2 separate regions of the Homo sapiens genome follow, and region 2 is linked to region 1. The links are chromatin loops, found by intact Hi-C in ENCODE. Cell type or tissue: GM12878. All regions are shown on one strand.

What was found. Peaks named below come from ENCODE experiments on the same cell type or tissue, not always from the same donor. Only the 100,000 strongest peaks of a DNase experiment are listed, where the experiment ranks them.
Region 2: a loop joins it to region 1, with 2.8 times the contacts of the local background. A loop is called at or near these places in 2 of 110 quality-filtered maps.

The regions. Positions count from the first base shown.
Region 1 is chr1:152,621,117-152,626,116 of GRCh38, forward strand. It overlaps LCE3A (late cornified envelope 3A), which reads right to left and starts at 1,987. Exons shown (of 1, transcript NM_178431.1): 1 at 1,718-1,987. The coding sequence starts at 1,987. The coding sequence ends at 1,718. In GM12878, a CTCF peak has its summit at 2,319 (motif pointing left); no DNase peak of the experiment used is centred here.
Region 2 is chr1:152,492,909-152,497,908 of GRCh38, forward strand. No RefSeq gene overlaps it. Among named protein-coding and RNA genes, the nearest start is that of LCE5A, 15 kb to the right of the region's middle. In GM12878, CTCF peaks have their summits at 2,367 (motif pointing right) and 4,573 (motif pointing right); a DNase peak (open chromatin) is centred at 2,316.

The sequences.
Region 1 (5,000 bases):
CTCTGCCAGGAAACCTTCTGCCCAGGGACTCCTGGCTCTTGGGTCCCATTAGTTCCTCTTAGTCACTTTAGCTAGGCCATCACAGGACCATCAAAGGTCATTTTGCAGGCCAGAAACCTCACCCAACACCCACAAATGATACTAGTGACAATGTCTGGACACTTCACTCTTGTCAGGGAAACAGGGGGTTACCATCCAAAGGATAAGTCCCATGGACTTCCCACACACTTATGTAACAGTCCATATCATTCCAGCTCATAAGTGGATTGCTGACTTGTCAGTCGGCATCTCAAGGATGGGAATCATATTTCACACATTTCTGAGTCCTTTGTGTCAACATATATCTGAACTGTGTCCTCAATTCCTGTTGTTTGAATGAATTAATTAATGAATAAAATAGTATAGACAATTAGTTTTCAACAGTCTTGATAATCAAGGCCAGATATTTGGGTGTTACAGGGACTTCCTGGTTCCCTTCTATCAGAAAACATCTGGGCATCTACTGAATAATTATTGAATTTCCTACTGAGGGGCTAGAGTTTGAAGAGCTGTTACTTGGAGTAGAGTCCATCACTATCATCACTCTCCATGTCCCATCTCCTTTTTTTCTGATTCTAAATCAAAGTAGGAGGAGAAAATACCTTGATCAGCAAACATTCTGAGCCAATTCATCCCTGCCCAAGGCCCTGTTTCCCTGCTGCCCTTAGGTTAGCAAAAACGTGAGCTTAGGGTCATAGGGTCAGGGTCTGAGAAAGACGGTGAGGGACAAGGGGAGACAGATAGGTAGATAGAGATAGATAGATAGATAGATAGATAGATAGATAGATAGATAGATAGATAGATAGAAAACAATGATTTACTTTTTCATTTCTTCCAGGGATCACTGAGCTGAGATGTCCTGAAAGGAAAAACTAACAGCACTGTCAGCCCCCTCCCAAGTGCCTAACCCTCAAGTATCCTTTTGGTTGTTTGCTGCCAGTCTATTTCTGTTGTGGTTCCAGCTCTGCAGGAAGCTGCTACCGGAGTCACCATGGGCCCACAGATCCCACTGACATGCCCAACAGAGCATTCTGGAGGCTCCAGTTGCTGCCACAGCTCTGGGGGCTGCTGTGGTCCTGGGTCATGAAGACTACAGAGTATCAGAGTTGGAGGAACCAGAGGACCAAGGACCTGCTCCCATCTGGAGCTTCTCTTCTTCTCTGCCATCTAGGGCTGAGCTACCAAAGTGTTTTCGGAAGGATCTGAACGGGCCCAGTAAGCTCATTCCCTTTGTTTTCCAGAGCTCTGTGTTTATTTCCAACTCATGCTTCTGTCCTTGACCTTGTGAAAGACTGCTCACCTCATTCCCACACTAATATACAACCCCCCTAAAAGGGTTTTGTGAGTTGAGGGGTGTATGACCCACTTGTGTCTGTTCCTAAGATAGGCCTATGTACCCAATGTGGGGCAGCCCCTGTAAGGCAAAGACGGGAACGCACTGGACAGAGCTTGCAACGAGAAAGCACAGCTTTATTCTTCACAGCACAGGGATATTAAAGAAGGAGGGAAAACACTAAGACCAGCAGGATAAATCCCCTGGGGGAGTACTTGAAACTCATCAAGGAACATCTCAGTAGGAAAGAGGAGACAGGAGCAAAGAAGCACCAGGCTAGGGCTGGTTCCAGTCATTTTGGCACTTTCTTTTCTCAAATATTTTTACTTAATCTCGTGGCTCAGGTCAGCAGCAGCCCGCAGAACTGTGGCCACAGCTGGAGCTCCCGCCTTGCTGACCACTTCCCCTGTCACAGGAGTTGGAGCTCTGGCAACGGCAACGGTGAGACCTGCGGCATCTGTGGTGACTCAGGCAGCAGCTGCGCTCGGAGCTGGGCCCACAGCCCCCAGAGCTTGGGGCACAGCTGGAGGAAGCTGGAGGCAGACACTGTGCTGGGCTCTTTGCAGGGCACTTGGGCGGAGGCTGGCACTGCTGCTGGTTCTGCTGGCAGGACATCTAGGCAGGAGGTCAGGGAGCCTGGGCAAAATAAAAGCAAAGCAAAATACGTGTCAATGCAGGTTTCAGGCCAGGGCCTCCTCATGCTTTGGTTTAATTGTGGATCCCTTCCCCTAAACTCAGTCTGCCCTCCAGCTAAGACCTGGGGAAGGGGAATGCAAACGGATCTGAAGTTAAACCGGCCTGATACTGCCCCTTCCTCCGGCCCTCTCCCCTGCCTGGGAGGCAGCTGACACTCCTGGGTGGGCCTCTGGGGCTCCTGCGCACGCCCTGCGGGGCCTGTCACACCTCCGGACCCGATGCGAACAGCTCCCCCTGCAGGCGTCCCGTGAACACAACGCCCATGACCCTCCAGGGTGGCGTCTCTCTGGACGCCTGTGAGCGCAGGGTGTGAGGAGGCAACGCATCTCTGCGCACATGAGGAAAAGGGGGTTCAGAGGTCGCAGCATCGCGGAGCCCCTGAAGTGGCTCGCAGACTTGTCTGTCTTCCTCACTATCCCGCCCATCTCCCATCCCAGTCCCAGCCGGCCACCCACCACAGCCTCTCTGCCGCCTCCACCGTGTCTGCCTCCTCCCCTCTCCTTGTTGAAGCACAGACGTGTTTGCGCAGCCCTTTCAGCCCAGGTCCTCTCGCCAGCTGGACGCTCACCTGGTTTGGTGGAGGCAGGAGAAGGTTCTTCCTGAGGTGATTGTGGACTGAGGAACCCAGGGCCTCAGCCCTTTTATCCTGGGTATTATGATGCACAGCCCAACTATGTGTCCTCCTTTGCTCCCCAAAGGGAGGGGAAGCACCACACACTCCCAAGGACCAGGCTTTCAGCATATTCTTAAGGCGCATATTTTGAGGAATGACAAAAGGGAAGCAGGAAATCTCGATGACGGTCCAATTATCCACCGTTCAGGCCCTCTGGCTGCTGTTCCACTTTTTTTTCTTCATTCAGCTCACATGCTCTGAAGCCAGGGTACGTCCTTTGTGGGGCCTGGTAATATGGGGACAAACAGAACACATTTCTCCCCTTGACTAGCTCACAGCTTTTCAGAAGGCCAGATGGACAACTGAGCAATTAAATCACATCCTATGTGCTAAGCGACGCAGCACAAGTGTGCACAAACATGGCAGGCTGGGGTCACTGCCTTTGGGTGTCAGTCCCCATTGCTTTGTGGATTCCTTTACATAGGTGATGGAATCAGCCCCTGTGTCCTGAGATGTTGGCTGCACTGAGCTCACTGGACCTGGGTTGAGTAAGGGGTGGAAGAATGGAGCTGGGGCCATGGCTTGAGAGGTAGTGTCTTCAGGGAATATCATGGCATCTTAAAGGTGGCATTGGGCACTGTGGGGGCAGAGGGGTAGAGTGGAGGGAGGTGCAGATGGTATAAAAATGTGACCTCCATCTGTGGGATCAACAGAAATCACACTTAATGGGAAAAAAGGGGCATCCGTTTTTGGCTGTCTGTGAAATGTGCAAGGCTGAATTTAATCCTATATATTATGTTAGTAATTCATTAAAATTTCTTTGAATTTGTTGATAATGATGAGGTTGATGGGGTTGTATGCATTTCACTTAATGAATACCTGTGATAATGCTTGAAGTTTGTATATGATGAATTCATAAAAATGGAATATTATTTACTATTTGGTTTTAGTTATATCAGTGATAAATTTATCAGTGAATTCATCTCTAATAATACAATACAATATGCCATAGCCTCTAAATAAAAACCACTGTAATGAATTTTAAAATAATCTTTATTATACTATATATTCTTCCAAGGAAAATAATCACAATTGAGACAATATTAAGTTTCTAATAATCATGAATTTAAATTATATTGTAATTTTAAGCAAAATGTTATTTTGATCAGAGTATATGAAAGCCTGAAGATGCTTGTTCTTTGGTACAAAATACACTGCTAGAGGATATTAGTTCCTTCTTCCCCTTTGCCTATCACTCCACTTTGAACAAACTGCAATACCATGCATTCTTTTAAGAGTTCTATGAGGTCAGGAGTTCAAGACCAGCCTGTTCAACACGGCAAAACCCCGTCTCTACTAAAAATACAAAAATTAGCTGGGTGTGGTGGTGGGCATCTGTAATCCTAGCTACTCGGGAGGCTGAGGCAGGAGAATCGCTTGAGCTGGGGAGGCAGAGGTTGCAATGAGCTGAGATCGCGCAACTGCACTCCAGCTTGGGTGACAGAGCAAGACTGTCTCAAAAAAAAAAAATAGTTCTGCAGAATTATGAATGGAAGAGTGGGAATTCCTGGTGGAAAGCTGGTGAAAGGCTAGGACAGGTGTGCCAGAAGCATGTTTTTAGGAACATGCTGAATGGGGTCCTCAAGGCTTTGTTAAGTTTTAGTGTCAGAGCTATGCTGGAAGTAACTTTGCCCTTATATCCTTAAGTACTCCTACTTCCTTCCCTCAGAGGATATAATAATAAAAAGAGACAATTGCAAAGGATGTGAATGGGCACTTTTGAAATGCCACACTGGGTGTTGTGAATGAGAAGAGCGTAAAGGAAACATAGATCTCTTCGCACTGCTGCACTGACTTTGCTGGTGGAATGGGTGTGAGAGAAGGACAGGAGGGGATCACCTTGAGGGAAGCATGCTGTTAGTGAAATCTGGGCCTCCTGCAGACTTAATCCTTGTCTGAACCAAATGCCTTTTCCAGACACAGCCCAAAAGGTTGAGGAGAATGGGCTGTGATACCTTCAGAGCAGGGAAAGTACTTATCTCTTGAATTGTTGGTTCACCTAATGCTCTTCTTCTGAGACTGCCAGGCCCAGATCAGCAGCAGTCCTACTGACCTGTGGCAGCAACGGAAGCTCCCACCACTGACCACTGCAATACCATGACCATAGGTAGTAACACTGGTGGGATCAGCTCAGGCATCTGAGCTGCTCCTAGAGCTGGAGCCATGGTGAGATGAGCCTGGAAGAGGACTTGGAGCTGGTCAAAGGTAGTCACTTTAGAACGCACTTGGTGAATTACTTAGGAGTGAAGCACTTGATAG
Region 2 (5,000 bases), 130 kb before region 1:
TTTAAGGAAAGTAACCACTAGGTGCATTCTCTGGGTGGAGAGGTTCACTATTTAATGAGGGTAGCAATCATACATGTGATTAGAAATAACTTCTGACAATAATGACAAAAATGGCTCTTGGAGAAAACATATTGAAGGTTTGCACTTTATATTTTACAGATGGAAAATTATTTATTTATTTATCAACTCAGATACTTAAAACCCTATATTAAATCTCTTTACTGTGCCTTAATGAAGTCTCTGGCAGATTTTATAGCTTTCTGGTCACTTTCAGGGCTTAAAGACTTCAGTCCAGCACAATTTAAAAGATTTCTCTGCTCTGTCAGCTCAGACCTAAACCAGGTCCTGGGAATCTGCATTGGCAAGCAGTGGGTGGTCTGATCTACTTTCCTGCGTTGTTTCTCCTTCTCTGTCTTGTTCACATGGGGTTTGTTTTGGATATATTCCTTTTTCCCATATATTGGGGTCTCAGTGGATAGTTTGGATGGGTGCTGCAGACTTTATAATCAGTAATATCTCTCTCTGTCCCTCCCCGCAAGTAGTGCCCACTGTTTATTGTCCCCATCTTTAGGTCCCTGTGTTCTAAATGTTCAGCACACATAAATAAGAACATGTGTTATTTGGTTTTCTGTTCCTGTGTTAATTCGCTTAGGATGATGGCATGAGTTGAAAAACTACCTGTTGGGTACAATGCTCACTACCTGGGTGACAGGACCTATACCCAATCAGGGACGCCTCCCCAAATCCAGGGCACATGGCAAGCTCTTTCCAGCATCCCCTCACTGTTCTGTATGCTGGCAGTCAACCCAGCACAGCTGAACATCTCTCTTTCCACAGCACATCAAGCATCCGAATGAGATACAATACATCATCTCACTTTCCTGCAGAGACCCCCAATATCTCAGAGTGATTTTCTTATGGACTCTTTGCTTGGCTTGAAAAGTGGGAAAAACAAACTCTCCTTACTCACAAGGGGAGAAAAGGGGAAAATGCCACAGCTATTATCCCAAAGATATAAATTCCTTACTCCAAGAAACAATCTATTTCAAAGAATGCTTCTAGAATGTCTAGGCCAGTCTATATATATAGGCTGATTAGATGTGTCAGTGATGATCATAGGACTGGTTCTGCTTTTTTTTTTTTCTTTTTTTTTTTTTTTTGAGACAGAGTCTTGCTCTGTTGCCCAGGCAACAGAGTTCAGTGGTGCGATCTTGGCTCACTGCAGCCTCCACCTCCCAGGTTCAAGCGATTCTCCTGCCTCAGCCTCCCTAGTAGCTTGGATTACAGGCATGCAGCACCACGCTCAGCTAATTTTTGTGTTTTTAGTAGAGGCAGGGTTTCACTATGTTGGCCAGGCCGGTCTCGAAATCCTGACCTCAAATGATCCACCCACTTTGGCCTCTCAAAGTGCTGGAATTACAGGCCTTAGCCACCCCACCCGGCCAGTTCTGCTCTTTTATAGTATGCTGGAGGCATACCAGGGAACTCCTTGTTGCAGAATGTTGGGGTACTGTGGAGAGGGAGTGTGACAGGGTTAATTTCCTGGACCTCAGGATGCAGAAGCTTCAAAGCCCATCCTCTGAAAGCTGCCTAGTCCTCACTTCCCCCCTGAGGCCTTGGTGTAATCTCTATCCACCCTCCAAAGTCAGCTGAATCCTTAATGAGGTGGGCATGGGTGGGGGGGGGGTCTTAGTTTATTTCCACCCATCTCCATCTTTGTCCCCCTCTTCATGGGTATCTGTGATGGTACAGGGCTTACGTTTGGTTCCTGAGGGAGGCTACTCCTCTTATCTGTTATTATAGGCTGAATTGTGTCCTCCCAAAATTCATATGTTAAAGTCCCAAGCCCAGGACCTCAGAAAGTGACCATATTTGGAGACAGGGTATTTAAAGAGGGAGTTAAGTTAAAATGAAGTCATCAGGTGTGGGCCCTAATCCAATATGGCTGGTGTCCATATATGAAGAGAAAATTAGAACACAGACATGCACAGAGGGAAGACCAAGTGAGGACACAAGCAGAAGATGGATGTCTGTAAGCTAAGGAGAGAAGAAACAAAGCCCATCAACTCTCGATGTAAGACTTCTGGGATCCAGAATTGAGAGAAAATGAATTTCTGTTGTTTAAACCACTTTGTGACACTTGGTTTTGGCAGCCTTAGCAAACTAACACATCTGTCTTCCAAGGGTTTCCATGTCCAACATTTTCTCCAACTCTGCTCCTATTATTTCTTATTTCACAGCCGTGTCACACACTTGTCCAAGTCTCTTGAGTAAGGCTGTAAACCCTTGGATTAGGGTTTTAGCACTTCTGTGCACTGAGGGAGAGGTGGAGCATCCAATTTGCCTTACACACATGGGACGGTAGGGGGCGACAGAATCAGAGGCAGGAGTTTAGAAATGGCAGTAAATCCTGGAGATTTTGCTGGGCTACAGTAATGAGGATAGGCGAAGAGCAGGAAGCTGCTGCAGAGGTCACAGCAAATCCCTTTTTCTTTCAAGACCTGATGGGATGCTGTCAATCCCAAGTAATCAGAGTCAACTGTGTTTTCCTCTATGAAGCATGGAACTCTGGTCTGCTTTTTATGTGGTGTATCTGGTTAACATAGCAAAACTTATATGTGATTATTATGTGTCAGGTACTATTTAAAGTGCTTTAATAAATTTCTATATTGTAAATAATATTTTAATTTCATACTTTATTTTTATTATATCTTATATAAATTAACACACACACATACAGCCTAAGCCAGGTTTGTCCCTATAAAATATTTATTCTATTTTATCACACACACACACACACACACACACACACACACACACCCCAACAACCCAGTTAATTGACCTTCTTATTGTCCTTATTTTATAGAAACCAAGTTCTTTCCAGATAAGGTAAGTATCTTGCCCAAAGTTGAGTTGGGGGCAAGGCGCAGTGGCTCACGTCTGTAATCCCAGCACTTTGGGAGGCCAAGGCAGGCAGATCGCTTGAGCCCAGGAGTTGGAGACCAGCCTGGGCAACATGGTGAAACCCCACCTCTACAAAAAATACAAAAAAATTTATCCAGGTGTGTTTGTGTGCACCTATAGTCCCAGCTACTAGGGAGGCTGAGGCTGGAGGTTCACCTGAGCCCAGAAAGTCGAGGCTGCAGTGAGTCATGACTGCACCACTGCACTCCAGCCTGGGTGACAGAGTGAGACATTGTCTCAAAAGAAAGTAAAAAATAGGCAGGGCGCCGTGGCTCACGGCTGTAATCCCAGCATTTTGGGAGGCTGAGGCGGGCGGATCACGAGGTCAGGAGATCGAGACCATCTTGGCTAGTCTTGGAGAGTGGTGAAACCCCGTCTCCACTAAAAATACAAAAAATTAGCCGGGCGTGGTGGCAGGCACCTGTAGTCCCAGGTACTTGGGAGGCTGGGGCAGGAGAATGACGTGAACCCGGGAGGTGGAGCTTGCAGTGAGCCGAGGTCGCGCCACTGCACTCCAGCCTGGGCCACAGAGCGAGACTCCATCTCAAAGAAAAAAAAAAAGAAAGTACAAAAACTGAGTTAGGGCTCAAACCCACACACTGGCTCCCGAGTCTGTGCTCTTCACCTCTGGCTGTGTAGCTCCCTTGTGTGTGTCCTGACTTCCATGTCCAGCTTGTATGTTCCTATGTGGCAGGGAGTGTGTCTTGCCCATTTTCATGTCCATTCCTTTAGTCTTTCTTTCCTCACTCAGCCTTGTTCTTGGTGTTTGGGAGACATTTGAAGCTTAATAAATATTTGCTGAGTTATTGACCTCTCTTCTCATTTCACAGTCAAAAACTTAAGGTTCAAATCCAAGGCCCCCAAACATCTTGACTCCTATAGTTATTGCAAGGACTGACAGGGTGAGGTTCTGTGATGTTTCAGTCCCAAGGAAGCAGGGACCTATTTTAATAGAGATTCCTTGAGTTTTCTTTTAAGATTCCAACTTCGGCCGGGCGCGGTGGCTCATGCCTGTAAACCCAGCACTTTGGGAGGCCAAGGCGGGCAGATCACGAGGTCAGGAGATCGAGACCCTCCCTGCCAACATGATGAAACCCCGTCTCTATGAAAAATACATGAAAATGGGTTTGATGGTACATGCCTGTAATCCCAGCTCTTCGGGAGGCTGAGGAAGGAGAATTGCTTGAACCAGGGAGTCAGAGGTTGCAGTGAGCCAAGATCACGCCACTGCACTCCAGCCTGGCAACAGAGTGAGACTCCATCTCAAAAAAAAAAAGAAAAACAGATTCCGTCTTCAATAGGTCTTGTCTACTTCACATCTCTGACATTATTTAAGCTAACTCTATGAAGTATGCTGCGTCACTATTATAAAAGGAAGAGGTTAAGGAGGGGGAAAGAAACACACATTGAATGACTTCCCTGTGTCAGGCTCCGTGCTAGTAAGTTTAGATTTGCAGTCTAATTTATTCTCAGACCAATCCCCAAATATTAGGCAGTATTTTTTCCATCATTACAGATATAGAAACTGAGGCTGAGAGAGGTTAAATAACTTCCCTGAGACCACAGGCCAGAGAATCAAAAGGATTTTCCTACCACACCACCAGGGGGTGTCTCAACAAGAGTGACAACTCAGCGAGCCTGAGTCTGGGCTCTGGGAGATTTAGGATTTGTGTTTGTACTTAGGCTGTTCAGAAAGTGACCTGGGGTGACTTCACTGGACAGCCCTGAATGAAGACCAAAATTCCTCTCAACTCCAAGAGTCCTGGGAGAGCAGGTTTACATCCCTCATCCCTAGTTTCCCCCTTGTCATATGGGACAGGATTGCTGTCCCTTGAGGGACCTCTCCAGCTGGCGAAGGGTCTTCTCTAGCTCCACTGAGAGTTGCAGCATCTGTGGTTTTCTTAAGGGGCTGAAATTCAGCAGACATGGGTTCTGGGCCTGCTACTTTCTAGCCATGTGGCTGAAGGCCAGCTGCATCTCTGTTCTGGCTCTGGGTCTCCGTTCTCTGATCTGGGGAGAAATCGACCCTGACCACT